Linked DNA regions of Homo sapiens: region 1 is linked to region 2. Evidence: chromatin contacts called from ENCODE Hi-C or POLR2A ChIA-PET data. All regions are on one chromosome and are shown on one strand. Each heading gives the region's core, a stretch centred on a gene start or an enhancer-like site at or near the end of the contact. The rest is flanking DNA. Distances are from core to core; before and after follow the strand shown.

Evidence for each region. Hi-C counts contacts between places; a loop is a spot of excess contacts on that map. ChIA-PET counts read pairs that join two places held with the same protein, here RNA polymerase II (POLR2A). Pooled maps may share reads with other maps.
Region 1: a map of endothelial cell of umbilical vein shows a loop between it and region 2 (5-fold over the local background). The contact joins two enhancer-like sites. A Hi-C loop is called at or near these places in 4 of 168 maps with a recorded cell type or tissue (PC-3, endothelial cell of hepatic sinusoid, endothelial cell of umbilical vein and 1 more) and 2 of 50 pooled maps. POLR2A ChIA-PET finds 5 or more read pairs at or near these places in 2 of 52 experiments (activated T-cell and endothelial cell of umbilical vein).

What each region holds. Positions count from the first base shown.
Region 1 is chr4:98,727,131-98,730,160 of GRCh38, forward strand. No RefSeq gene overlaps it. Among named protein-coding and RNA genes, the nearest start is that of TSPAN5-DT, 70 kb to the left of the region's middle. Within about 2 kb of position 1,437, at least 3 of the 41 ENCODE cell types and tissues checked have a DNase peak (open chromatin) inside an H3K27ac peak, as active enhancers do; they include endothelial cell of umbilical vein, where a contact is called at or near this core.
Region 2 is chr4:98,687,235-98,690,077 of GRCh38, forward strand. No RefSeq gene overlaps it. Among named protein-coding and RNA genes, the nearest start is that of TSPAN5-DT, 30 kb to the left of the region's middle. RefSeq lists a cis regulatory region at 1-38. Within about 2 kb of position 1,302, at least 5 of the 41 ENCODE cell types and tissues checked have a DNase peak (open chromatin) inside an H3K27ac peak, as active enhancers do; they include endothelial cell of umbilical vein, where a contact is called at or near this core.

The DNA of each region.
Region 1 (3,030 bases), core at 187-2,686, 40 kb after region 2:
ATCATATAAACAGAACCAAAGACAAAAACCACATGATTATCCCAATAGATGCAGAAAAGGCCTTTGATAAAATTCAACGGCCCTTCATGCTAAAACTCTCAATAAATTAGGTATTGATGGGATGTATCTCAAAATAATAAGAGCTATTCATGACAAACCCACAGCCAATATCATACTGAACGGGCAAAAACTGGAAGCATTGCCTTTGAAAACTGGCACAAGACAGGGATGCCCTCTCTCACCAGTCCTATTCAACATAGTGTTGGAAGTTCTGGCCAGGACAATTAGGCAGGAGAAAGAAATAAAGGGTATTCAATTAGGAAAAGAGGAAGTCAAATTGTCCCTGTTTGCAGATGACATGATTTTGTATTTAGAAAACCCCATCATCTCAGCCCAAAATCTCCTTAAGCTGATAAGCAACTTCAGCAAAGTCTCAGGATACAAAATCAATGTGCAAAAATCACAAGCGTTCCTATACACCAATAACAGACAAACAGAGAGCCAAATCATGAGTGAACTCCCATTCACAATTGCTTCAAAGAGAATAAAATACCTAGGAATCCAACTTACAAGGGATGTGTAGGACCTCTTCAAGGAGAATTACAAACCACTGCTCAAGGAAATAAAAGAGGACACAAACAAATGGAAGAACATTCCATGCTCATGGATAGGAAGAATCAATATCGTGAAAATGGCCATACTGCCCAAAGTAATTTATAGATTCAATGCCATCCCCATCAAGCTACCAATGACTTTCTTCACAGAATTGGAAAAAACTACTTTCAAGTTCATATGGAACCAAAAAAGAGCCTGCAGGTGTGAGCCACCACGTCCGGCTGATAAGAGCTAATGTTTCTAATGCCTGTGTGTGGCATGCACTTTCCATGGATTCTCTCATTTAGTATCCAGGAAATTTCCATCTAAATCAGATTGAAATCCTTAAAGTTTAGGCAATGACGTATCATGACATACAAGTACGACTAAAGATCAGAACTTTCTTCCCAAACCCAAAAGGACAACACAAACTTCCCTTTTCCTCAAGTAGAAGGTAGAAAACCATAGCAACATCAAATTTCACAGGAACAAATTGAAAATTGTGTAGCTATGAAAGAGGCCCCAGTGTTATCATCCTATTATAGTTGGGTTCTCTTATCAATTTATTATTCATTTATTCATCCGTGCATTCACTCATTCGACATTTATTGAATACTTGCCCTGTGATGTACCACGCCAAGTTCAAGGGCTATAAAGATAAAGAAGACACATCTTCTGCCCTTGAGGAACTCACAGCCTAGCAAGAGAGACAAATATGAGAGTAAGTAATTCCACTGAAGGCATAAGTGTGATATTAGAGGATCAGCACAGAATGCTGTGGGAGCCCAGAGCAGGAAATGGCTAACTAACCCCTGCCTGCGAGACACGGAGTACTTCCCAGAGGATACCACCCGAGATAAGGGCTTCATCAGGCAGGGTGCAGGAAATGAGCCTCTGAGCAGAGGAAGGGGTTTGCACAGGCATGGAGGCATGACTCATGCTCATTTGGGCAACTGTGTGTAGCTTGATATAACCAGAGCTAGGAAGCCAGCAGATGGGGTGGGAGGAAGGAAAACAGAAGCCAGAAGGATTTTTAAACAAATTCATGATTAGATCAGATCTTATAAAAATTCCTCGGGAGGCTGAATGGAAACTAAGTTAATGAGGCAAGGCCAGCCAGAAAAAGGCAAAGAATACCTGGCATTTTGAAGCTGCTACTTGGATGCAGGTGTTTTGACTCAGGGATATTTTGAGGTGGCCTGAAAGTAATTTAATTTTCAACTCCTAAAAATTACTAAGTCATGTGCAAAACACTCATCTCACCTCATCACAGAACCCCACCTCATGCTAGCCCCTGCATCTAGGATGAAGCTCAGGGAAGGGGTGGAGGTTGGAGCTGGGGTTAGGGGTAGAGGGAGTATTTCACAACATCTTACAGATAAGCCACATATAGCCAGGAGGCGGTTTACTGCAGGTTCCTACCTCAGAAAGAGCCATTAATATGCAACAAGCATCCTGCTCCTTCTCTGTGAATTTCCTTGTATTTTGCAAGAGCTGCACCTCAAAATTTCTGGTTACTCCCTTGCCATTATGATTGTAGCAATAATTTAGTTTTGGTTAATAAATGTTATTAAGTGCTTTAACTGATGTTCCTATTTTCCTTAGAAAAATCTCAAAAACCTCTGCTTTTATGGGCTTCCATAAAATGTTCAATTTATTTTTGGGATTCAGGTTATGCATTGGGAGGGAAGCTGGAGAGAGAGTATATCAATTAGGATGATTTTAGTTGTAAGTAAAAACAAAGTTATTGGCCTGAAGGAGTTCAAGAAATGCCACCCCGGAATATGCCAGCTGCTTTGGTATGCTGATTACTTCAAACTAGGGGGCACTTGGGGAACAGAAGACGCAGGCAGAGGCTTTCTCTGAGCTCCCCTTATCTACCTAAAGACAGATAGTCCAGAAGGAGCTCAGCTGTCCTGAATCCCCTTGGGAATCTCATCAGTCAGAGAATGAGGAATCTCTTAACCAAGATTAACTTGGAACACAGGGTCTCACTCTGCCACCCAGGCTGCTACCCAGGCTGGAGTGCAGTGGCACAATTGCAGCTCACTGTAACCTCAAACTCCTGGGCTCAAGCAAGCCTCCTGCCTCAGCCTCTGGAGTAGCTGGAAATACAAGCTCGTGCAACCATGCCCAACTAATTGTTTTACTTTTTGTAGAGATGGGGTCTTGCCATGTTACCTAGGCTGGTCTTAAGCTCCTGGCCTCAAATGACCCTCCCACATTGGCCTCCCAAAGTGCTGAGAGTGTGCAGACGTGAGCCGCTATGCATAGCCCAAAAGTCATCTTTTAAAAGAACTCGTGAAAAATAATATTAAATACAGATGTGACTGAAGTATGAAGTGACAATTTTTATAATTGGGAAATCGAGAAATATGTAATAAATGTCAGGGATATTTTTGATAATATAGAAAAAATGAATTTATATTCGTCCAG
Region 2 (2,843 bases), core at 52-2,551:
AATTCCAAACAAAATTAAAGATATTGCACCTCTAATACATTACCAGAGGCTAGTAAATAAAGATTTAAAAAGAAGGAAAAAATATAACACCTAAGTATTCCTGATGTTTATTGAGGATGAAGAAAAAAATGAATAGAAAGAAAAGAAGGCAAAGACCAAAGAACCTTCCCTGGAAGAGCAGGGCTGTGCTTTGGCATCAGGAGCCAAACCCCACACCCACCTGTGCTAGCGGGCTCTACTACCTAGCTAGGAAGGACGGGGTGCTTGTGTGCTTGCTTCAACAGCTTCATTGAGCTGTTCACGTGCCTGAAGAGTCACCCATTTAAAGTATGCAATTTAGTGGTTTTTAGCATATTCCCAGATATGTACAATCATCACCACAATTTTAGAACGTTTCCTTCAGCTCAGAAAGCAACCTTGTACCCTTGAGCTCTGACTCTCATCCATTCTCCTGTTCATCGCCCAGCCCATGCAACCACTAATCTACTTTCTGTATCTATAGATTTTCCTATTCTGGACATTTTCTATAAATGAAAATGCGACTTTTGTGACTTATTGCACTTAGCATCGTGTTTTCAAGGTCCATCCATGCTGCAGTGTCTATCGGTACTTCATTTCTTTTTATAGCTGAATAATATTCTATTGTGTGGCTATGCCACATTTTGCTTATCCATTCAGCAGCTGAAGGACATTTGGGTTGTTTTCACTTTGGGACTATTGTGGATATTTTGAATAAACATTCATGTCGAGGTTTTTGTATAGACATATGTTTCCATTTCTCTTGTGTATGTACCTAACAGTGGAATTGTTGGGTCATGTGGCAACTCTCTGCCTGTTTGAGAAACTGCCAGGCTGTTTTCCAAAGTGCCTGCACCATTTTACATTCCAGCAGCAGCTCATAAGGTTTCTCTACAACCTCATCTATCATGTGTGCTCATCTTCTGGCTTTACATAGCTTCTTCTATGTGACAAGAGAAATGAGATAAAAATATAGGATTTGCTTTCTAGGCAAAAGAACCCACTGTTATTAATATCCTAAGAAATGCTTATTTTCTACTTTATAGTTCTAGTACAAATGTGAGCTGACTTTTTTTTCAGGATGTACTATAATAATTTGAGTGTTGAAGAGAAAATCCAATGCTGAATGTGAAATACGTAAAAAATATTTCCTGTGTTACCACTTAAGCAGTAAATAGCCCAAAGCCTCTCCCAATACCCCACCACCTCACCACTTTGAACTGGGCAATTCTTACTCATCTTTGAGTTCTCTGGATGCCTTCCCCAAGTCACTGGCTTGAGATAGGTCACCTTGGGGTGAAGCTCCCATGGCACCTCTACTTCCTCTGACAAAACGTGACTCAGAGTTTTGTTTTGTTATCATTATTCCATATCCGCCTTGTCCTCTAGTCTGTAAGGCACTGGGGCAGAGTGACCTTGGCTGTCTTTCCTACAGTATCTCCATCATCTAGCCATGTGTGTACTCCATAAGTATTTGCTGAATGAAGACGCAAAAAAGGTTTTCCACTAAGAAGTTTTCCTGCTTACTAAACTTTTCAGTGAATGTGTATAAATTAGGCTTCACTAAAGTGTTTGCTTTGTTTATGAAAAACCCAAGCTGCATCTTAGCTCTTTGGCACACTCCGAGAACAGGCTTATTTTACCAGCAAATTCCTCCCTGAGTCAGCTAATGCTAAGGTATGTTCAATACTTTTCTGAAAACGATCCTAATCTCCCCTAACAGAGGCCAGAGTGTAGCTGAAACAGCTCTTCTGACAGTTAGGAAGCTCTGATTCTGTCAGTCATTTTCTGTTCTTTATCATGTTTTTTTTCAAAGGAAAAAGCTGTTTTCCTGTGTGTGAGAACATTCTCTCTTATCTAATAATGCTCAATTGTCTTTCTGTTCCATTAGTGTGCAGGAAACCACCTGTCCAATTGAGATCAGAGCTGCAGATGTCAAAGTGTCTCATTTTATATAGATGTGCAGCTGTCAGATCAGAGATCAAAGGCTTCTCTTTAATGAAAACAAGTCATCTTTACCAACATGACTGTAGAATTTATACGAATACAGTTATCTGGATTGAATGATTGGCATTCATCTTTTTCAAGCTCCCATCATTTTAACAATGACTTGGCTCTCCCAACTTCCTCAAGTAAAGAACGAGGCAAACATCCTAACCTCTGCTCCCTCTCCTCTAATTCTGCTCCTATTTCTCTGGTCCCTGTACCAGAGGATTCATAATGGTCTCCCATGGGTCATGCTTGAGAGAGTTTTATTTGACCAAATGCATATAAAAAAAATTGTTGGGATTAAGGGCCAGTATTTTCAAATTGGAAGATTTCACATAAAAATCAGATCTCCAATTTTTCTTGAAAAATCAGGCAGTCCCAACACTGAGTTGTATTCTCAAAGACGAATATTGTAGTGTAGTCACTAAGGTGGTTTCCAATGATGCTTACCTCCTGGTTTGCATGCCTTTGTCAAATCTCCTCCCCTTGAGTGTGTGGTGAACTTGGCTCACTTCTAATTAACAGAATCCAGCAACAATGATAGGATGTCACTTCTGAGATTGGGTTACAAAAAGACTGCCTTCCATCTTTCTTCCTCGCTTGCTCTGGAGAGGCGCTGACTGCCCTATTATGAGCTGCCTTAAGGAGAGACCCATATGAAAAGGAACCAATTCCATCAGCCACCAGCCACCAGGGACCTGAGGCCTGCCAACAACCACATGAATGAGTTCAGAAGTAGATCCTCCCTCAGTTGAACCTTAAGCCAAGACCACAGACACAGCTGACACCTTTATTATTGTCTTGTGAGAGACCATGGATTAGAGGACCCAGTTAAA